3 separate regions of the Homo sapiens genome follow, and all the other regions are linked to region 2. Evidence: chromatin loops called from intact Hi-C (ENCODE). Cell type or tissue: MCF 10A. All regions are shown on one strand.

What was found. Peaks named below come from ENCODE experiments on the same cell type or tissue, not always from the same donor. Only the 100,000 strongest peaks of a DNase experiment are listed, where the experiment ranks them.
Region 1: it touches region 2 in a loop (19-fold over the local background); 6 of 110 quality-filtered maps call a loop at or near these places.
Region 3: it touches region 2 in a loop (9-fold over the local background); 12 of 110 quality-filtered maps call a loop at or near these places.

The regions. Positions count from the first base shown.
Region 1 is chrX:105,971,253-105,979,252 of GRCh38, reverse strand. The region is part of intron 1 of LOC105373304 (a long non-coding RNA gene); the gene reads left to right. Among named protein-coding and RNA genes, the nearest start is that of SERPINA7, 63 kb to the left of the region's middle. In MCF 10A, a CTCF peak has its summit at 3,691; no DNase peak of the experiment used is centred here.
Region 2 is chrX:106,036,228-106,044,227 of GRCh38, reverse strand. SERPINA7 (serpin family A member 7) reads left to right here and starts at 5,501. Exons shown (of 5, transcript NM_000354.6): 1 at 5,501-5,530; 2 at 7,153-7,791. The coding sequence starts at 7,170. In MCF 10A, a CTCF peak has its summit at 4,106 (motif pointing right); no DNase peak of the experiment used is centred here.
Region 3 is chrX:106,394,001-106,402,000 of GRCh38, reverse strand. No RefSeq gene overlaps it. Among named protein-coding and RNA genes, the nearest start is that of RADX, 210 kb to the left of the region's middle. In MCF 10A, CTCF peaks have their summits at 3,823 and 4,033 (motif pointing right); no DNase peak of the experiment used is centred here.

The DNA.
Region 1 (8,000 bases), 65 kb after region 2:
ATCCTATACCCTCCCAAGACTGAACCAGGGAGAAACTGAATCCCTGAACAGACCAATAACGAGCTTTGAAATTGAGGCACTAATAAATAGTGTAGCTACCAAAAAAAGAAAAAAGAAAAAAGAAAAAAAAACAGAAAGCCCAGGAACAGATGGATTAACAGCTGAATTCTACCAGATAAACAAAAAAGAGCTAGTACCATTCTTACTGAAACTATTCCAAAAAATTGAGGAGGAGAGACTCGTCCTTAACTCATTCTATGAGGCCAGCATAATCTGGATACCAAAATCTGGCAAAGACACAAAAATTTCAGGCCAATATCTTTGATGAACATCAATGCAAAAATCCTCGGTAAAATACTAGCAGACCACATCAGCAGCACATCAAAAAGCTTATCTACCATTATCAATTAGGCTTTATCCCTGGGATGCAAAGTTGGTTCAACATATGCAAATCAATAAATGCAAGTCATCACATAAACAGAACTAAATACAAAAATCACATGATTATTTCAATAGAGGCAGAAAAGAAAAATCTAAAAGAAAAATGCTAAAAGAAATCAGAGGTGACACAAACAAATGGAAAAACATTCCATGCTCATGTATAGGAAGAATCAATATAAATAGAATGGCCATACTGTCCAAAGCAATTTGTAGATTCAATGCTGTTCCTATGAAACTAAAAATGATGTTCATCATAGAACTACAAAAAATATTTTAAAATTCACATGGAACCAAAAAAATAAAGCTTGAGTAGCCAAGGCAATCCCAAGCAGTAAAAAACAGAGCTGGAGGCATCATGCTACCCAACTTTAAAATATACTACAAGCCTGATGTAAGAATTAAAAAAAGAGGAGTGAAACATGAAGGGTGGCTTTACAGTCAACAGGGACAGGTTTATTTTAAACAAACCTGAGAGGGGCTGCTGGTAAAGTTAGGTCAGAGCCACGCTCTCTTACAGACTAAGAGTTTTTAAGGATTCAGAGTGGGAGAAATTATCAGAGGCTTAGACTGCTTCTGTGTCTCTTTGTAATGCTTATCTGAGAGAGAGAGTTGTGTGTTTGTTCCCATACATCTTTCTGCAGCTGCAGGCATATCCCCTGAGTCTGCTTGAGCTTCCCTATCTGCACGTGAAGGGAAATGAATGTGCTTATTAAGGCCCGGCCCACTGTTTTACTGGGGCCCATTGTATGAGAGTGAAGTTTGGCAAGAGACTTTCCCCTTACTTCTCTCTGTGCCCGAGCTGTCTTATCTGTGTTTTACTGTCTGCTCTTTCTGTCTGCTTGTAGTTAGAGGAGAAGTGATTTCCTTGAAATGTATGAGGCTAGAAAGGGAGCTGGAACTTAAAGTGTCAGTGTTTGTCCAAGATGATGGTGCTCCTGCTCTGTCAGCTACAGTAATCACAGCAGCATGGAACTGGAGAAAAAAACAAACACACCGATGAATGGAACCAAATAGAAAGCCCAGAATTAAAGCTGTGCATCTACAGACATCTGATCTGCAACATAGCTGACAAAAACAAGTAATGGTGAAAGGACTCCCTGTTCAACAAATCATGTTAGGATAACAGGCTGGCCATATGCAGAAGATTGAAACTGGACCTCTTCCTTTCACCACATACAAAAATAAACTCAAGATGGATCAAAGACTTCAATGTAAAAGGTAAAGTGATTAAAACCCTGGAAGACAACCTAGACAATGCCATTGTGGACATAGGAATGAGCAAAGATTTCATGATGCAGATGCTGAAAGCAATTGCAACAAAAGCAAAAATATACCAATAAGATCTAATTAAACAAAAGAACTTTTGCACAGCAAAAGTAACTATCAACAGAGTAAAAAAACAACTTGCAAATTGAGAGAAAATTTTTGCAAACTATGCATCTGACACAGGTCTAATATCCAGCATCTATAAGTAACTTAAAATAACAAGAAAAAAAAGCAATCCCATTAAAAAGTGGGCAAAGGACATGAACAGACACTTTTCAAAAGATGACATACATGTGGCCAACAAACATATGAAAAACAGCTCAACATCACTGATCATTAGAGAAAAGCAAATCAAAATCACAATGAGATACCATCTCACACCAGTCAGATTGGCTATTATTAAAAAGTAAAAAAAGAACAAATGCTGGTGAGGTTCTGGAGAAAAAGGAACATTTATACACTGTTGGTGTGAGTTTAAATTAGTTCAACCATTGTGGAAAACAGTGTGGTGCTTCCTCAATGACCTAAAAACAGCACTACTATTAGGCACAGCAGGCCTGTTACTCAGTATATACCTAATGGAATATAAGCTGTTCTACCCATAAAGACACATGCTCGTGTATGTTCATTGCAGCACTATTCACAATAGCAAAGACGTGGAATCAACCTAAATGTCCATCAATGATAGACTGGATAAAGAAAATGTGGTACATATATAGCATGGAATACTATGCAGCCATAAAAAAGAAACAAGATTATGTCCTTTGCAGGGACATGGATGGAGCTGGAGGACATTATCCCTAGCAAACTAATGCAGGAACAGAAAACCAAATATCACGTGTTCTCACTTGTAAGTGGGAGATAAATGATGAGAACACATGGACACATATAGGGGAAAAACAGACACCAGGGTCTGTTGAGGAAGGAGAGTGGGAGGAGGGAGAGAATCAGGAAAAATAACTAATGGGTACTAGGCTTAATATCTGAGTGACAAAATAATTTGTACAACAACCCCCCATGACATGAGTTTACCTGTGTAACAAACCTGTACATGTATTCCTGAACTTAAAAGTTTAAAAAATTGGCATTTTATATGATTTTTCAGAGAATGTCAATTTCTGAAATGACCTTAAAGTTAGGAGAGCAGAGTTTTAACTTAGATGTCATTGGGCAATTCACTTGCTACTTTTTTCTTTTTCTTCTTTTCCTTTTCTCCCTTCCTCCCTCCTTTCTTCCCTTGCTCTGTCTCTTTTTCTTTTTTTTTTCATTCCTTCTTTCTTTTTCCATTTATTACTACTTTGTAGTGAGGTATAAAGATCAAGTACTCCCCTCTTTAGCCTCTACCCACTAGATGCCAGTAGCACCATCCCCTACCCAGTTGTGACAACCAAAATTGCCTCCAGACATTGCCTAACCCCCTGGAAGGCAAAATTTCCTTCCATTTTCACCACTACTTTTGGCAATAAAATGTTGAAAAATTAAATAGTAGATTTATCAATTATAAATGTGAACCATTTAACAAAAATTGTATTGAAAAACAGGACTACTATAAATTTGAGGCATTTTTTCTTTCCAGTCCCCGAGTGTATAAAGTTATGTTATAAATTTGCAATGATCACAGCAGCATAGAGGGATGACAAATGAAATTCAGAAAGCTAGGATTTTAAATAAAAGGACAACGTTCTATAATGCTGCAATTGTTGTATAATCTATGGTCCTATAATTGTTGTAAATAACATGGTATGAAATGAAATAATGAAACTGAATGGCTTCTATGTATCCCACCCCTTCTAAATGACCACACCCAACCCTTCAAAATCCCAGGTTCTGAATACTTCTTTAAACAAGGAGGTAAAATTTTAGGAGAAAAATGAAGCTGGAATTTTTCATTATTCTTGGTGAACTCTCAGAACCTCATTATATCTGTTTCCACAAAATAATTGAACTCATGCACACATTTCTCATACTTGAGCCTACAGCTCCACTTAGTGGTTTGTATGGTTCATAAGCAAAGGAAGTTTAAGTGGTTTTAAATTGTCCTTAGCCTAGTAGAAAAATAAATGCTGTTTGTATCTTCTCAATTTGGTAAAACATTTTAAATAATCAAGTGCAGTAGAACTATAGTCCAAATATCAAACAGTTTTAGTTTCATTGATGCTTGGGGAAAAATCATGTTCCCTCTGAAACATACAGCATTGAAAGCCTAATCTCAAGTATCCAAGTCAGAGAACTCCTTTTCTCCCTATCCTGCCCTTTCTACTCTGATAGCTGTGATTAGATCACAGTAGAGGAGTCAAAGGGAAAAAAAATCAGCTGAAATAATAGGATAAAGAAACGTTGGCGAAAGTTTTGGATGAATGACATCCAAACATTCCATGCAGAGTTTATAAAAGGTATTTTTTAAGGAGAGAGGCTTTTATTATTTTATTGTTAATATGTCCACATTACAAGTAAGATGACTATAAAGCAGAAGTAAAATCATGTGTATTCCTAGATCTATGTAGATAATCACTTTTAACATTTTGATGTGTCTTTTTCTATGTATATTCTCTATATAATAAACTATTTTTCTACCTAAAACCAATACTTAAACTGAAGATCAATCAATGGTGTTAAAAGTCAGAATAGTGATTACCTCAATACAAGGGTAAGTATTAAATGGAAAGAAGTTGGAGAGAAATTATTGGAAGCATTGGGAATGTTCAATATCTTGATATGAGTGATGGTTACACACACATGTACACATGCATGTATGCATGAGTGTATGTGAATAACTGATTCATTACAATTAATATCTATAGTGTATGTTACATATCAATAAAAATAAATCTAAGAAAAAATAAATTGAAGATTAATTTCAATCCTAATTGAGAAACAATGCCCATTATTTATTTTTTCATAATTGAAAATTAATACGTGTGCATGACTAAATATTCTAAGAGTACAAATAAATACAAAATAAAAATTAGATATTCCACCCCAGTCAGGCACTGCTTTCTCTCCTTAGTGGCAATATTTATTAATGTTAAAGCTACTGTGTAATATAATAGATAATATAGATAATATAATTCTCAATTATACTGTGTATTTTTTTGAACTTCGCATTATCTCTGTAATAAATCTGAGGGATGTTTCTGTATTGACATACACAGATATGCTCTGTTTTTGTTAATGGCATAGTATTCTACTGGATGGATTCACCATATATTTTAAAACCAATTGTTTATTGATGGAAACTCAGTGTTTTTTCTCCTAGTCTGGTGCTTTATTACAATCAATGCTGCAACAAACATTCTTGGGTATATACTTGTACACATGCGTGAATATATCTGTTGTATTTATTTCTGAAAGTAAAATCGCTAGGTCAATGGGAATGTGTGTGCTAAAAGGTATTTTCAAGTTGCCTTGCAATGGGATTGCAACAATAGCATATGTAATAGCACATTACAAATGGTATGATATCAAAATCTGTAACCTTTGCCAATCTGACAGATGAAAAATGCGACCTTTGTTCTCATTCCCATTTATTTTGTTATGAGTGGGCCAAACATGTTTTTGTAAGTTTTTAAGTTATACTATTTCTTTTGATGATAAGTTTGTTCATATTTTTAGCCTACTTTTTATTGGGTTCGTCTTAGTTTGGGTTCCACTGAAAGCCAAGCCTGCTGCAAGAACTTGGATTCAGATAGTTTATTTGGGATGTAATTTCAGAAAACAGGAGTTGGAGAGTTGTAGAGTGAGATGGAGAGGAAGAAAGGACAGTTAAAGGATACATCATGTGGATCACTACTATAGGCTAAATTCCACCAGGACCTTCTGAGAAGTGTGTACAATGTCTCCAAGCATTGTCCACCTGAGGGTTCAGAGTTTGAAAATATTTCTTGGTTAGTTTCTGTCCCCCACTGATTGAGCATTACTCACAGGTAGTGTTAAATCAGCCATATATTCAGGCTGTGCTTGCCTCCCACGGTATTGGAAAAGGCTGTGAAACAGAAAGTAGAGATAACTCTCTTTCCCTGATACGCCAGAGACTTCAATCCTGCACTGGGAGATAACCAGGGAAGCCTAGCAACACAAGCAAGGGGGCTCCACTCCAATAATCAACCCAGCCTGGGAAGCTTCTTTTTCTCCATGGGCACGAGACACTCCTTCCTTATCCAGAGACACTGGTTGCCTGTGTGGCACCAGGAAGAGGGATTTCAACATCAGAACCATTCAGGCTAAAAGTCTCTGTACCTCTATAGTCCTGAGATTCCCCTTTCCCACCCAGAGAGACTAGGGCACCAGTAAATGAATAACCACAATGACAAGAGCCTAGCCAAAGAAGTGCTCTTTATCTTCCACAGTCAGGGAAAAGAATGCCACAGCAACCTCCTTGCCAGGGAAGCCCGTTTACCTTCACGGCCTGAGAATCCCTTGCCCCACCCATCAACACCAGGCACCCAGGCCTAGGGAAACCTCTTCCACTCCACTGACAAGTAGCAGTGGGAGCTGCAGCAGCACCAGATAAACTAAGATCATACTAATACTGCAAAGTCTCTAAAAATTAAGCTGTCATTATAATCACAGACCACAAAAGTTGGCTAGCATCTGCATGCTAAACCTAGGCATGATGACTGCCTGCTCACATAAAAGATATAAATAGGAGTCACAAAACACAATCAACATGACGAGGAAGCAATAAAAAGCCTGTCATATCAAGGACTAGGGAAATCAGTAATCTATTTGGAAAAGACAATCAACAGAAACCAACAGCAAGATGAATCTAATGTTGTAACTGTCTGACAAAGATTTTAAAGCAGTTATGAAATACTTCAATAATTAATTAAATGTAAACCTAGAAAATTTCAGAAAAGAAATAAAGTTATAAAAATAACCAAATGGAAATTATAGAAATTAAATATTAGAAATAAAAGGGAACATGCTGGATTGGCTCAAAGACAGAGTAAAGATGACACAAACAGAATTAGTGAACTTGAGAAAGATCAATAGAATTTATACATTCTGAATAATAAAGATAAAATAGATGCAATAAAAATGAACCAAATCTGAAGGACCTGTGGGAGAATAACAAAAAGCTAACATTTGTGCCATCAGAGTTCCAGAAAAAGAGGTGAGGGAGACAGAGAGAGAGAGAGAGAGAGAAACTGAGATCATTGAAAACAATTTGAATTCTTAATCAAAGGAGAAGCCAAATGTAAAAATTTGGAAAATTCTCAGACTGGCCATGTAAATAATTTTTAAAAAATAGTATTTAGGAGAGAAAATCAAGAGTGTGGCCAAGATACCTTTGATGATGAGGTTAGTATGAATAGAAGAAAGCCAGATGCTATCTTTTTTTCCTTCATCTTTTATTTTAAGATCTGGGGTACATGTGCAGTATGTGTAGGTTTGTTACATAAATAAATGTATGCTATGGGTGGTTGCTGTACAGATCAACCTATCATTTTGGTATTAAGCCCAGCAACCATTAGCTATTCTTCCTGATGCTCTCCTTCTCCCTACCTCTGACAGGCCCCAGTATGTGTTGTTTCCCATCCTGTATCCATGTGTTCTCATTGTTCAGCTCCCACTTAAAGAGAGAACATGTAGTGTTTTCTGTTCCTGTGTTAGTTTGCTGAGGATAATGGCTTCCAGGTCCATCCATGTTCCTGGAAAGGACATGATCTGCTTCTTTTTTACGGCTGCATAGTGCTCCCTGGTGTATATGTACGACATTTTCTTTATGCAGTCTATCATTGATGGGCATTTGAATGGATTCCGAGTCTTTGCTATTGTGAATGGTGCTGCAATGAACTTATGTGTGCATGTATCTTTATAATAGAATGATTTACATTCCTTTGGGTATATACCCAGTAATGGGATTGCTGGGTCAAATGATATTTCTGCCTCTAGATCTTTGAGGAATCACCACACTGTCTTCCACAATAGTTGTACTAATTTACATTCCCACCAACAGTGTATAAGGGTTCCTTTTTCTCCACAACCTCACCAGCATCTGTTATTTTATGACTTTTTAATAATGGCCATCTGACTGGCTTGAGATGCGATCTCATTGTGGTTTTGATTTACATTTCTCTAATGATCAGTTATGTTGAGCTTTTTGTCATGTGTTTGTTGGCCACATGAATGTCTTATTTTGAGAAGTGCCTACTTATGTCCTTTGCCCACTTTTTAATGGGGTTGTTTTTCTCTTGTGTGCCTTATAGACTCTGGATATTAGACTTTTGTCAGATGGACAGATTGCAAAAATTTTCCCCCATTCTGTACATTATCTGTTCACTCTGATGATA
Region 2 (8,000 bases):
TGAAAGGATCATTTCAGCTTGTCTCTATCCCCCTACCCAGCTCTTGATCACAAACATGGTCAGACTGAGAAGTGGGTGCCACAGTCTCTAGAAATAAGGGGATCAAAGCTGGGGGGAAATGCTGAATATGAAATGGATCCATGATTTAAGCATCTTTACATGTAATACATTGACTAAAAAAAATTGTGTAGCTGAAAGAATCAGGAAGGATCTCAGTGGGTGAGCTTTTCTCAGGAAAGAGAGAAGGAGAACTTAAGGTGGATTTCAAAAGATAGGCTAAAGACCTCTGAATTGGGAGCACAGTTTTCACTTTACTCTCCTCAAAATGCACTTGTTGTCTGAGAGCTTCCTTTACTCTCTCTCTCTCTCTCTCTCTCTCTCCCTCTGTCTGAAATAAGGGATTTATAATAAAGAAAATGCAAGATATTAGGAGGTGGGGCCTTCGAAAGGTTATTAGGTCAGGGACATAGCCTTCAAAAATGGTATTAGTGCTCTTATAAAAGAAGTCCAAGAGTGAGCTTTCATCCTTTCTACCATGTGAGGACACAGCAAAATGAGCACCCTCTATGCACCAGAAAGCATTTTCTTACCAAACACTGAATTTGTTGGCACCTTGACCTTGGCCTCTTCAGCCTTTAGAACTGTAAGAAATAAATTCCTGTTGTTTATTAAGCCACCAGGTTATGGTATTTTGTTGTGGCAGCCTGAATGGTCTAATACAGTCCCTTTATCCATCTTTGGCTGACATTCCTTATTCCTTTGAGTCCTCTTTGACATCCAGTAACTTGGATACTGTCATATAAAATTAATTACAATTAACACATCTTATGTAAATAGGAAGGAATAGAGGAATAGGAAGGTGGAAGCAAAATGATTAATATAAACACAGATATCTTGATATCAACATAAGGAAGTACTCCTAACTATTGTAGTATTGGGTTTTGCAACTAGCCAGAAGATCAAAATTGATGTTTTTAACAACTTTCTTCCTTAACTACCTTCTTCCATTAACCCATTCCATATTGCCTTTGCCCTCAACAAGCACCTTACCTGGTTGAGCTTCCTCGACTGGAGATGTGACCCAATCTTCATTTCTCGAGTGTCTGAGCCATTAAAAGTCCTGTTTGTATGGGTTGCTATAATTTTCCATTGACTTTAGTCACAGAATATGGAAGTACTAAGAGACATCCATGGGGAACACCTGCATTACAGATCCTCATTATGTGTAGCAATGCAATTTCTTCTTGATATTCAAGATCTACCATAACAGTAAGTACTGTAGCCCCCTTATTTTGCTATTTATTCAGTGGCACAAGTACTCAAAGTCACCAGATGTCAATCTCAGCTATAAATTCATTAGAAGCATTGCTGCAACCTGTGGTGGAATCATTCAACCATTCGAATTAAGGCCTCTAAATCAGGACGACCTAAGTTACAGGGATGAGAAAAGTAATTTTACTAGTGGATCAGTAGGGAAATAATGAGTAGATCTAAAATTAATGTCATTCCTTGATTCCCTAACCTAGGATTCCTGGCTATGGGAGAATCAGCACCACATTTTGGACACTAACTTAAAACATATACCACATTACAGAGGACATGGGCCAACCCTGCAAAATATCATCTAGCTGGCTCTGTAACTGAGTCATCAAAGGCATTCCACTCTCGATTGGCCAGCTGCTTCAGGGTGATAGGTAACATGGTAAGGTCAGTGAATTTTATGAGTTGGCACATTGCCACACTCTGGTATGAGATCAGTTGTTGGACCAGAAGGGACTCTGTATAAAATACCATGATGGTAGATAAGGCAGCCAGTAAATCCTCAGATGGTAGTTTTGGCACAAGCTTTGCAGGCGAAGTGGTAATGTCACATTTAGAGTCATTGTGTATTCTTGTGAGAACAAAACAATACCCCTTCCAAGATGGAAGTGGTCCAATGTAATCAAGTTCAAAACATGTAGCTTGCAAGTCCTTCTGAGGAATAATGCCATATTGGAATCTTAGTTTTGGTATCCGCTGAAGTTGTAGCCAAATTGACTTTGGTGCATGGAGGTCCATGATTCTGAGCCCACTCACAAGCTTCATCCTGGCTGGTATGACCACTTTCTTCATGAACACATCAAACAAAGACAAGAGTGTCTGGGAAAGAGGCTGCCTGAAATCCACAGAATGCATCATCTTATCCCCCTGATTATTAAACTTCTCTGCTGAGGTTGTTCTTTGGTGAGTATTCACATGAAACCTGAATATCTTTATATCATATGCCCATTTGCAGAGATAGCCACATATACCTCTTCCCTACACTTGTTTATCACTTATTTTATAATCATGTCCTTTCCAAAGGACTTCCAGCCAAACTATTAACCATTGTCTATGAAGTGGGATAAATTCATACCTCTGTCCCCATGTTTTTCTCCATACAAAATGAGCAAGTTTCTTTGGCATTCCTTTTCATTTTGGGTAAATGTATATCCTTCAATAAGTGTCTTTTATTTTAAGGTTAGCAACAGCAGTTACTGTTATTTAGATCCAAGTACTATAACTAATACAGACATTGATAACAGAAATTAGGTTTCATGCAACAAAATTTAAGGAAATTGGGGAATTTTGAAGTTGATTTTCTGCCCCATTAGGGCTAAAGGTAGTTGAAAACTCCATTTGTGTTCTATAAGGGGAATATGGCAGCCCATGAAATGAAAGAGCATATCATTTAATTAAGTGGTTCTCTAAAATGTAAAGCCTTTGGAAGGCCTGGCTTTAGAAGACCTCATTGCTGCCATAGAGAAGTCTGAAAAATGTAAGTAGTTAATAGATTGTGAGGTGAAGTGGATGCTTATGATGGCACTAGAAAGCTTTAAAAAAGAAGCCTAAATTCTTGCTCAGAAGCCTAATTTCTTGGCTCAAGTGCTCCAGGAATATATGGAAGACAGGGAACATGTAAATATAATTTCTGGAGAGCTAAGTTAGCCAAATCCTATGCTTGCCATTTGATCCTGTGTATTACCAAATTACAGAATTTGTTGATTTCTCAACATTGATGTCGGTTTTGTCGAAATTAGTCACTGAAATGCAAAGAGTAAAAATTCAAGAATAGGACAGTTGAGAGAGTTAAAAGAACCTCAACTCCAAATCCCCACTGAGCCTCTCTTGCCAGCAAAAGCAGTCTTTCTCTTTGTCCAATGCAGCTGTTTCTCCTTTGCTTACACACCCGGTAATTTCCTTGCCCGTGAGACTTAAATTGCAAAAAGAAGCCAATTTTCCTAATGCCACCATCTCACAACTATTGTTGTCTCCAGACCTGTAAGCAGAGTAAGATCCCATCATTTCTCTCCAGACTAGGGTGGAGGATCAAATATCAAAACAATGAGAAAAGTGTTTACAAACTGAAAGAACTGTGGAACGTTGAACATTTCTAAAATAAAATTTGTGTGGGAATAATTATGAGGGTGTTCATTCAAAAAAGGAGATATATAATTTTAGATCTGATTGAATTTATTGATATGGTAAAACTTCCTAGAGAGTCTTTATTCAATGTGCTACTCTAGCAGCTTTACACAAGACTGAAATTATTGTGATAAATATAAGTTTGCAAGATCTTACACCTTCTCAATCAATTGCATCTGAAGGAGAATGTATTAGCAGAAAGCAGAAATGAACAGCAGTAGGGGGTAGAGATAAAGCCCAGGGAATATGGAGACTTGAGGTGAGGGAATATATGATAACAGAAGAAAGGGAAGAGAATTATCTGTTTCTGGATCCCCACTTTGTACGGGGCACTATTATAGGAGCTTCTGGACACCACCTCTAAATTTCATTTTATACTCTCAATAACCACATGACATGGGAATCATTATTATTTCCACTTTAGAGGTGAGAAAACTGAGGTTCAAGGATACTAGGTAACTTGTCCCAAATTACACAGTTACAACATAGAGACATGGCAGGGGCACAGGTCTAATGCCTGTGATGCCAGAGCACAGGGCAAGGGAGTCTGCAGAGGGAAGGGTACCTTTCTCTTATGTCGGAGATAAGCCCTGCTAGCAAAGCTCAGCTGAATCAGAAGCAGCAGAAAACAACCTGTGCCATTGTCTGACTATGCCACCAGAGGGCACAGGTTTGGAAGTTTTCTTTTTACACAGTCTTTTGCTGTTTTCTCTGCAGGGACTTGCTGTAGCTGAGAGAGCAATGTGTTATATTACATGGACTAACCTCGCAGTCTAGAGACTTGAGCTTGTCACTCCCTTTCTTTAGGACACATGTACTAGTGACCATCACATTTGTGAGGTGTGCCTTCTTCAATATGGGCAGCGGGTGTCAGGTAGTTAGAAAGACCTCTTGGGTTCAGGACTGATATTTACCAACCAGCTCTGAAACCTCAGTGCTGACTGTGGTTCTTTCCACACAGTGGGAGCTTAGTCTATGTTTTGTTAAGAAGAAATAATGGTACACAGAGTCACCCTCTGTCTATCCCCCAGTGGCTTCCCAGTGCCCTCAAGGTAAAGTCAGTACTATTTGTCCTGGATTATAAGTCCTACCATAGACTGCATCTAGGCTTAGTTCGAACTAGCTCCTCATTCCCTGCCTCCCCTCCCACTACAAATTAACACATAGATTCTTAATGTAGTACTGAAGCTGGCAGGGTCTGGAATCTGATGCTTCACAAAATGTCTGTAGTAAAATGCTTCACATGCCTGTAGTAAATACTCAGAAGCAGGAGTTGCTGTTGCTGCTACTGCTACTGCTACTACTGCTACTACTACTACTACTAGAGCTGGAAACTTTCAGAAGCAGGTTGAACTCAAGTCTCCTGACTGAGTCCAGTTCTTTTTGTTCCCATTGCTTCTTTGCATATAATCAGTACACAATTAATACTGGACAGTGGAATCTTTAATTTCAGTCTCCTTGACTCCTTCTGCATCCTCTTTTGGAGTCCTGTGGCCAGGGGACGGTACAGGGAATTTTAATGACGAGAAGACAGGGCTGGTTTCCCCCTTAGCAGACATATATGTTTGCAGCATCAGAAGTCTAGGGCTGGAAGCTACCTTTGACATCATTTCCTCTGCGAATGCATGTATAATTTCTACAGAACCTATTAGAAAGGATCACCCAGCCTCTGCTTTTGTACAACTTTCCCTTAAAAAACTGCCAATTCCACTGCTGTTTGGCCCAATAGTGAGAACTTTTTCCTGCTGCCTCTTGGTGCTTTTGCCTATGGCCCCTATTCTGCCTGCTGAAGACACTCTTGCCAGCATGGACTTAAACCCCTCCAGCTCTGACAATCCTCTTTCTCTTTTGTTTTACATGAAGGGTCTGGCAGCCAAAGCAATCACTCAAAGTTCAAACCTTATCATTTTTTGCTTTGTTCCTCTTGGCCTTGGTTTTGTACATCAGCTTTGAAAATACCATCCCAGGGTTAATGCTGGGGTTAATTTATAACTAAGAGTGCTCTAGTTTTGCAATACAGGACATGCTATAAAAATGGAAAGATGTTGCTTTCTGAGAGATGCAGGTGGATTCTTGGGCATTTGCTGTAAGTACTTTTTTTCTCTTTGGAAACTTTGAACATCTCTATCAGCAAGTCAGAGTCCCAAATAACCAAGTTGGCAAGTCAGAGTCCCAAACCAAATTCCTGGCTCTAGGGGTGAAGGTCTAAGTGTGGTCATCTAATAATTGACTTTCTACCAGCCTCAGTGACTTTTAAAGAAAGAGGACTCTGATGATGATATGGAGATTGGATAGAGTGGTGAACAAAGGGGGTTGGTATGGAGGATATAGGAGATGGTGTGATCTGTTAGGAGCTGATATAGTAGCTCAGGCCATGAACTGAGAGGCAGAGGCAGCAGGAATGAAGAGAAGGGAGAAGTTTTGAGAGTTATTTAAGAGTTAGTATTCATAAGACATCATGCTTCATTAGATATGGGGAATGAGAATAAAAGGAGGCTATGATTATTCCCAGGTATCTGGCTTAGGTGTCTCTATAGACAGTGATGTGATAAACTGAGATGTGGAATGAAGATGAGGGAGCAAGCTTAAGGTGTAGGGAGATGATATGTTTACATCTGGCAACTTTGAGATTTTCTTATTGAGACTGAGGTCTGTGTGGACCATCCTGGTGGTTATATCCAAAAGAAAGCTGGATAAATGGCTAGGAGCTCAGGAGAGCAATCTGAGAGAGATACAGTTTCTAGCAATTGAGTGCGGAGGGTAAGATCACTCAGGAAGAAGATGGAGGGTGGAGGAAGGATCCTTTTTCTGAGTTCATAGACCTCTTCCTTCTAAGCACACATGTCCACTTTCATTGGATTTCCACACCTGACTTCTTTACTCCATTTCTTTGCACTCTTTCAGGATCAGAGAACCTTACACCTTATCTTTCTGGCTTTCTTTATAATAATTAAAAGTAACATGCATAGGTGTAAGAATAATAGTGTTAAGATGTCTTACAACTTAGAAATGACTGTTTAGATGTTACTAAGATTAATGGTGAAAGAAATGTAAAATTTAGAAAATTATTCTTTCATTTTCTGGTTGTTCGAAAATACCTCTATGGCTTCCATGCATTGCAAAATGCATGAATTTCAGCTCATGACCTTGTACGTGGCTCCATAAACCACCACCCATCCATTCCAACTAATCATATATTGTACAAATTACTTTCATTTTGTCTTTTAGCCAAATAAGATGCGAGTGTTCTCTCATCTCATAGATTTTATCTTAAGAAAATGCCAGATGAAAAAAAAAATCTAAAATTCTAATCTACAATGAATAATGTATACAGAGGGAGTACTAGTTTAACCTAAGAATATCCCCTCTCTCCAAAAGGCTGCCTCTAGTTCAGAAAAAAAGTGATTCAATTTCCATAAATTTAATTTACTCACAGCGTTTTCATAATGTTGCTATAACATCTGAATGACAGTCCATGGCATTATTTCCGTGGTTGCAGCAAGCCACTTCTCCTACTCCCTGTCCATATTAGATGCATCTCCTGTTTTTCAAGGGAGAGAAACCCCTGCTCAGCCCCTGATGAGCACATCATCAAATATTTACTATTGTTTTATTAATCAATGTGGGTGGTTATTATGTGTCTCTGGCTCAGGGAGTGTTTCATCCAACTAAGCTCCCTCAGTGGTTGTCTCACTTCATCTCTTATAGATTAACTTCCTTCCAAAATGTCACCATTCCTGTATCTGGTTCTCTTGGTACTTGGGCTTCATGCTACAATCCACTGTGCATCACCTGAAGGCAAAGTAACAGCCTGCCATTCATCCCAACCAAATGCCACTCTCTACAAGATGTCATCCATTAATGCTGACTTTGCATTCAATCTGTACCGGAGGTTCACTGTGGAGACCCCAGATAAGAACATCTTCTTTTCCCCTGTGAGCATTTCTGCAGCTTTGGTTATGCTTTCCTTTGGGGCCTGCTGCAGCACCCAAACTGAGATTGTGGAGACCTTGGGGTTCAACCTCACAGACACTCCAATGGTAGAGATCCAGCATGGCTTCCAGCATCTGATCTGTTCACTGAATTTTCCAAAGAAGGAACTGGAATTGCAGATAGGAAATGCCCTCTTCATTGGCAAGCATCTGAAACCACTGGCAAAGTTCTTGAATGATGTCAAGACCCTCTATGAGACTGAAGTCTTTTCTACCGACTTCTCCAACATTTCTGCAGCCAAGCAGGAGATTAACAGTCATGTGGAGATGCAAACCAAAGGGAAAGTTGTGGGTCTAATTCAAGACCTCAAGCCAAACACCATCATGGTCTTAGTGAACTATATTCACTTTAAAGGTAAGACTTTCAGATGTCAATTTTCAGTCTAGGGCTCAGATACTTGGGTGGAGTGCTGAGGGGAGCTCATGGTCTCTTATTACTGGCATCAGTAGGTGTCCCTCATACCACAGTGATCTGCTCCACTGGACATAGCTGTGAATAGTATTGGATCTTCCAAGATGGACACACAGCTCTGTGAATGAGTCCAGGAAATTTCTAGGGAGAGC
Region 3 (8,000 bases), 360 kb before region 2:
CTCACCTAGTTCCCCCTTGCCCTGTGCTGCCCTGTTCACCCCACCTCCGTCCTCTTTCCAGTCCTCAGCCATCCTCCATGCCCTCTGTCCTTCTGGGGTCCAAGGCCACAGGCATCTGAGGCATACTTTGAGCCTCTGTGTTCTACTACTCATCAGGACCTGGCTCCTGGAGGGCAGCAACCCCAGTACTATTTTGAAATTCCACTTTGGCCTCTAACCTCTCCCTTGATGATCCACTGTTTTCCTGGACCTCTTTTATTTGTAGGCACAACCCCCAGGCTTCCACAAATGGAGAGGGCAGGCAACCCCTTGGAAGGAGTTGGCTGATGGAGACATGGACCTGCACTTCTGAGCCCCAGCTTGCTTACCCTGTCTACTACTGGCCCCAAGAGAGCATTGAGGTGGGAAAGGGGGTGTCCAGTTGAGACGGAACCCTGTGCTTCAGCCCACCTGTTACTGCAAGGCTAGGTGCTTGAATGCCTTCATTCCATGGTCCACTCATCTATCTTTGCAGAGTAAGGTCTTGGGCAGATCTCCACAGTCACTTACTCTGGCCACTGATTATGTGTTGAGGAGATGTGGTACAAGAACTATTGTCTTAATTCTCCATGATTAAAATACCATTGCCCAAAAATATCCCATAGTGGGCACGGATGCTTGGACCCAATAAGTTATAAATTACAATTAAATTAAGTCTTTGCATTTAAAAATTGGTTTGACAAAATGAGACTCTAAGGACTGCCTAATTAAAATAGTTAATATGAGCCAGTTGTGGTGGCTCATGCCTGTAATCACAGAACTTTGGGAGGCTGAGGCAGGTGGATCACTTGAGGTCAGGAGTTCAAGACCAGCCAGGCTAACAGGGTGAAACCCCATCTCTACAAAAAATACAAAAATTAGGTAGGTGTGGTGGTGCCTGTAATCCCAGCTACTCAGAAGGCCGAAGCAAGAGAATTGCTTGAACCCAGGAGGTGGAGTTTGCAGTGAGCTGAGATCGTGCCATTGTATTCCAGCCCAGCGACAGAGTGAGATTCTGTCTCAAAAAACAAACAAACAAACAAAAAACAAAACAAACAAACAAAAAACAGTTAATATGGCACAATGTAAATTCAAAATAGGGCCTTCAAGTATGAAACTTATTACATAAGACCTAATGAATGAAGGGGTAATTATCCCCACTCCTTCTCCATTTAACAGCCCAGTTTAGCCTGTTCTTAAACCTGGAATAATTGAATGGTACTTCATAGTGTATTACTGCAATCTTAATCCTATGGTCCTGTCCATTAAGGCCCCATATCCAATCTTATTGAAATTACTGACTCCGTTGAATCTGCACCAGCAAACATTTTGCCATTTTACATTTGACTAATATTTTCTGTTCTGTGTCTGTATCAACAGCCATTCAGCTTCAGTTTGCCTTCACCTCTGAAGAGACATGATACACATTTACCAGGCTACCCACGGGGTATGTCAGCAACCTTGCCATTGCAAATAGTCTTTGCAGGAAAGTTCTTAACTGTATCCACCATTCTCCAGGAGCACAGGTATGATGTTACATAAGAGACACCCTCCTCCAAAGAGATTTATTTGACACACTCATTAAGTATACTCATAAAGGAGCTCATAAAGAGGGGATGGGCCATTGCCCCACACTTATTGTAAGGTTTCAACACCTTTGTTAAGTTCCTAAAATTTATTTGGTAAGCCCAGAACTGCTCCATCCTTGACACTGTCAAAAACCAACTACTGACAGTCTCATCACCCGCAATGTTAATGTAAGTTCAGCATCTTTTACCCATTTCTGAGTTCTGAGGGCAACATAGTCCTCATTTACGATTTTGTCTTAATCTCACTGTTGCTATTACTTGCAAATCAGCACAGCTCGAATGGGCCTCTTCCAACAAAAAGCTCTAGAATCTGTCTTAATCTAAACCAATGGGCACTCCTGTTAGTGCTATGAGAGTTTCCTTTATTGTAGAGGCTTTAGTAACCTCCTGACATGCCCTCACTGTGGTCAATGGACCAGCCATAAAGGTTATAAGTTGATTGAAGGCTTCTGATGCAAGAAACTGCCCTACTAAGCCTTGCACTATATACCATTAGAGTGAGAATAACTGGCCATATGCTGGATGTCCCCAAAATAGAGGCTCTCATAGACCCTGAGCCTTTGGTTCTCTACCTCTGTAGTTGTCCAATATGCTTTGGGTCATGGAACCAGCACCCTGTGAAGTCATGATGGTTACTTAAGCCTCTTTGATACAGGGTGGAACCAAATCTGGGCATTTGGCAGATCATACATGTAAGAAGGAATGACCTCTGCTATCCTCAGTCCCTTGCCAATTGCCATGGTGCTGGAGGAGGTCACCCTATATCCCTTAGCTATGTGGGGAGCCCTTTGGGATCAAATTAGTGAACAGCAATGGGAGTTTATTCTATAGACAATATTGTCACCATCATACGTGTTACTGCTATCCATTTCTTAACCAGGATGTCTGTGATAAAGGGCAGGAAACAAAGAGTCAGCACAATTGGCCAAACTTCAGCCATCATCTTAGCACTGGGTGCCATGACCAACAAATGGCCCAGTAAGTACAGTTTTATGAACTCTTAGGCCATTGCCTCAGAGTTGCCCCCAAAGTAAGGAACTTTGGGAATCTATTCCCTTGCAGATACCCAAAATATAAATCAGGGTGTTACAGACTGAATTGTGTCTTCCCAAATCCCTATATTGAAGCCCCAACTCCCAATGTGACTGAATTTGGAGATAGGACCCTTGAGGCGGTAATTATGGTTAAATGAGGTCGTAAGGGTAGGGCCCTTATCAGATAGAACCTGTGTCCTTATAAGGAGAGAAAGAGACCAGAGAGCTCTTTCTCTCTGCACTTGCACAAAGGAAAGGCTGTGTGAGGACACAGTGAGAAGACGGCCATCAGTAAGTCAAGGAGAGAGGCCTCACCATTAATCAATACTGCTGGCACCTTGATCTGGGACTTCAAATCTCCAGAACTGTGGGAAAATAAATTTTAATTGTCTAAGTTACTCGGTCTGTAGTATTTTGTTATGGCAGCCCTAGCAGTCTGACACACAAGATAACAGATGTTCCTACATGTACAGTTGATTCTCATTATTTCTGGTAGTTATGTTCTATAAAGTCACTGTGAGCACTGAATTAGTGAATATTAAACCATGGTTCCTAGAGTAAATCCAGGCTCACTTTCTGTGAGCCTCTGGTTACAACATTTTCATTAGCCAGTCAGTATATAACCTTGTTTTATATGTGTTTTTGTTTAAAGACACTTTATTTCATGTATATTATTGATTTGTTTACATTGCTATTTAATATATATTGTTTATTCATTTGCATTGAACTTATGGACAACAGCACTATGCTCATGCTTAGCACATGTATTTTCTCCATAAGGCACATCACAGCCTTCTTGTGCTTAGGAACACTAGACAACACTTTAGCACTATGCTTGGGGGCAATTTTAAACAGTGAAATTATTAATAAAAAGCATAAAAGTTTGAACAATGTGGTATTAAATATACTGCAAAAAGGATACTTGTTTATGGTATGAGAGCTGAGACAAGAAGGCAGAGCATCACCTTATCCAACCTCAGCTGGGAACACATGCACCAGATAATTCAATTTTTTTGCTGATCTATGCATGTTTATGAATGACCACAGAAGCACTGCAAGAATTGATTTGGGGTTTATAAATAAGTTTCAGTGAGTAGGTAAATCCTTAAATATGGAATTTGCAAACAATGAGGAAGGACTATGCTAAGGCCCAGTACAAGGCCTCAACAGGATACTCCTTATCCCCTTTGGAGTTCCAGACATTACTGCTATGACCAAAGCACTCACCTCACTTCTCAGAATACACAATCTAGGCTCTTGAATAAGACAGTAAATGGAGCTTCCACTACCCTTATAGACCCCAGGCAGCTGGTTTAATTGACAGGCATAATAGGCTCCTCAAAGAACTCCTATTTAAGTTACAAAGTGATACTCCTCTAGGTGTCACTATTACCACAGGCATTGATTAATCTAAATTAATGCCTTCTAGGACATGGATTCACTATACCAGTGCCACTCAGGTCCCTCAGTTGCCTTTATTGGCCATAAAGGGGGACACCTCTGAAGTTCATGCTTTTGATGACCACCTCACCAGGTGGCCCTGTCCCTGCCTGTCTCCCTAGGAAGTGAAGTAGACACTTTTCCTTCTCACCAATAGGGTTGAACAGGTGATCAAAACAGGGTGCAGGATAACAGGCAAGACACAAAACAGACATGAGAGACACCCGTTTGAGTCCAGATTTTAGCCCATTCCCAGGGCATGTGTATTAGTCTGTTCTCACACTGCTATAAAGAAATACCTGAGTCTGGGTAATTTATAAAGAAAAGAGGTTTAATTGGTCCATGGTTCTGCAGGCTGTACCGGAAGTATGATGACATCTCCTTGGCTTCTGGGGAGGGCTCAGGAAACTTGAAATCATGGTAGAAGGTGAAAGTGGAGCAGGCACTTTCACGTGGCCGGAGCAGGAGCAAAAGAGAGATGAGGGAGGGTGCCACACACTTTTAAACAGTCAGATTTTGTGAGAGCTCGCTCACTATTGTGAGGACAGTATCAAGAAGATGGTACTAAACCGTTCACAAGAAACTGCCGCATGATCCAATCACCTCCCACAATGTCTCACCTCCAACGTGGGGGATTACAATTCAACATAAGATTTGAGTGGGGATATAGATCCAAACTGTATCAGCATGTGTGTTTGTATGTTTGTGTATGTGTGTAGACACTTCACTTCCTAAAGAGGCACTTCTATTCTCTAGAAGTCTCAGTCATCACCAGAATTTATATTGATGTGAAGGCATCAAGGAGTCAATTATGGTGCAAGGCCTAAATTAATATTATGCGCTTCCTGGACATCTGGTAAAATTAGGAGGACCTTGAATGTCCTAACTGCAAATTCCCCTCTCCACTCGGTGCCTGCAGGTAAGGTCCCTTAACAAAACAAGTCTCCTTATTAAATGAGCCAGTGCAGTTCCTGCTTATCTTTAACTAGAGAGTTTCAATTCCTTGCCAGTCTGTGTAATTATTCGAAGAAGCCAGTCACATTCTCCCCCAGGAATCAGGGACACTCCATTCTTTTGATACTACAAAGTTTGCCTCCTACAAACCCTGGTTGTTTATTGTGTTTCTGAATGTAACCCCAAGTGGCCCTGTGTGGTGTATTATGTACTCTCCAGGGCTTTAAGTGTATGTGACTAATAAAACTGCTAGTGATTTCATCTGTCCAGTGTTGACTGTCATGTGTTTGGCCATCCCCATATCCCTAGGACAGGAATCCCTCCCTTACCAATGGAGTGAAGAAGAGGCCACCAAAATGGTTATAGGGTGATGGACAAGACACACAACATTGACCTGAGAGACACCTGTTTGAGCCCACATTTTAGCCCATCTAAAGCATATATGTTTGTCTTTCTCTCGCTTTCTGCGTGTGTGTGTATTAAAGGGCTAGGGGATCTTTTTTGATGCAACAGAGAGAAATTATTGATTCAGCTCTATTGGAGGGAGATAAGACTGTGCAATCTATGGTTGTATAATTGTGTGGCCTGGAGTGGGTGTATTTTGTACTTACTTGTGTGAAATGTTTGAAGATACAGGGTTCTTTTCTATGTTTACTTTAAATTTATTTGGGTCTCATAATATCTGAAGATGTTTGCCAGTCATCCACTTATTTATGTAGATCACACATAAATATGTATTTGCAGTGTCTATAGATCCTGAGTGCTGGCACATGGGTAAAGCATGGTTGGAAACAGGTTGGAGTACATTGCTTTAATTCAGGAATAATTCATGCACACATTGGAATGCTGCTAAATGAAATTTCATGATTAAAGATAATTGAGAATAAGTTTTTACATGGCAAACCAGAAATGAACATGTACCCAGTGGAATAAAAAGGTAGTTGGGTAAGGTTCTAGCAGATAGCACTGCAGTTTCCACATTACCACATGAGACTATTAGTGCACACACACACACACACACACACACACACACACACACATGCTGAGATTTGCGGGGAGTTCATTTGTTAATTTGAGAAAGATCCTAAGAGTCTCATTAATGCCCAGGGCCCAGGGCCTGTTCTCATTCAGAAGCTACTTGTGGGGGAAACAGCCCTGCTAATGATCTCAGTTGTCTTGAGTGAGCACATCAGAGACCTCTGAAAAGCCAGCTCTCTGCAGGGCTACAGCTGGGTACTTACATGTACTCACCCAAGACACTTCTAGGCTGGAAGCACATGATTAATGAGAGTAATGCCAGCTTCCAGAATAGATGTCTCTGTGAAGCCAGCCCTGAGCCTCAAGAATCTGAAATGGCTTCATTGGGTGAGGGTCACAAATCTCTGCTACATGAACAAGGCTGTCTGTCTGTGTCACATGCCATATGTCCAGCCCTGAGAACAGGTGTACAAGAGCAAAGTTGACATGGATGTGACAACAAAATGCCCAGTCCCAGGCCACATAGAGGAAATGTGACTTTGAGCTGGAGAATGTATACTGGTTGGCTCAGCTCAGGAGGGCACTGAGGGTGGAAGATTACTTTTCTTTAGTCAATCAGATGCCCCTGGAAGGAGGATTCCCTGTAATCGCAAGAGCCATGTCCATGCTGATTGCAAGGTGGGGCTCTTTCAGAGGTTGAAGTAATGCATTTTTTGAAGGCTCCCACTTGCCTGCTTCCTCCCCTCTCCACTTCTCAGAAAGCCTTCCCCATACCCTGATATCCTGCCTGGTAACATGGACAGTCTTTGTGCCTCACTCTCTGAAAAAAAGCTGGGGCGGGAAGGATGAGTCTTCCTCGCTGCTATGTTTCTGGCTGACTCGCTATGGGAAGAGAAGAGGGGTATGAAGAGTGCATATACTTATGACTGGACATGACTGTATGTGTGCAGGAGAAAGGAATTCCTAGGAAAGTTAGGGGCTGGGGTGTTCTCTGCTGTTTGTTCTCTGAGAAGCAATGTGGCATTTACTGATAACCAGTTACTTCTCTGTTTCAGGAAAAAGTGTGCAAATAAGGCTGTGGTTCAACAGGTTTTGGACAGGATGCTGATGGGACACAATGCCCATCTGAGACCAAATTTTGGAAGTAGGCCACTTCCAGACACTTGAGACCTTTGTGTTAGGTCAAATAGAGCTGAGACACAGCAAACCAACCCAACTGGTAAGCCTACCAGTGGCCCTCCGCAGGCTCTACACCTCTGCCTCTCTAGATCCCACCTTCCTGACCCTGAAGAGACATGCAGCTGAACACTCCCGGGCCTCCAATCTCCAGGCCTTTAGCTCTATCCCTGCAATTTCTGCCACTTCTTTGCTTGTATATACAAGAGATCTTCTGCTCTTTCCACAGTCCCTTGTGAGGGCACCAAGCCTAAATATGCACCCCCTGTTGTGGCTGAAGAGGCAATGGGTATGCAGGCTTCAGGGTGCTGTGCTTCTCAAGCTGGAGCTTTCTGCTCCATCTATTACACTCTATGGGTAAGGCACTTGAGCACACATTCTTTGCACCCTGGGCACTCTCCCTGTTCATTTTATTCAAAACTGTGTGCATATTCTTCACCATGCAGTCTACTTCACAAATCTCTGTTCAGTCTACTTTGACTAACCAGGCCTCAGGGTCTTCCCCCATTGTCCCCAAGCCTTCAGTTCCCACTGATTTTTATTGGCTCTACCTCTGGAAAACATCCTAACTCTGTTCTTATCCCTCCATTGATCATAAGGCCCCTAGCTTAGGCCTCGGTCATCTTGCTCCTGAATTACTGCACCTTGCAAGTTGCTTTCCCTTTGCTTCATTGCTCTTCCCAGAGTGTGAGGGCATAAGATGCAGCCCACAGTGTATGAGATGATTGTGCACCTAGGGACTGGGATGCTAGGGTGTAGAGGGCATAAGGCAGGCTCTTTCAATAACCTTACCCTATAAGGATAGCAAAGC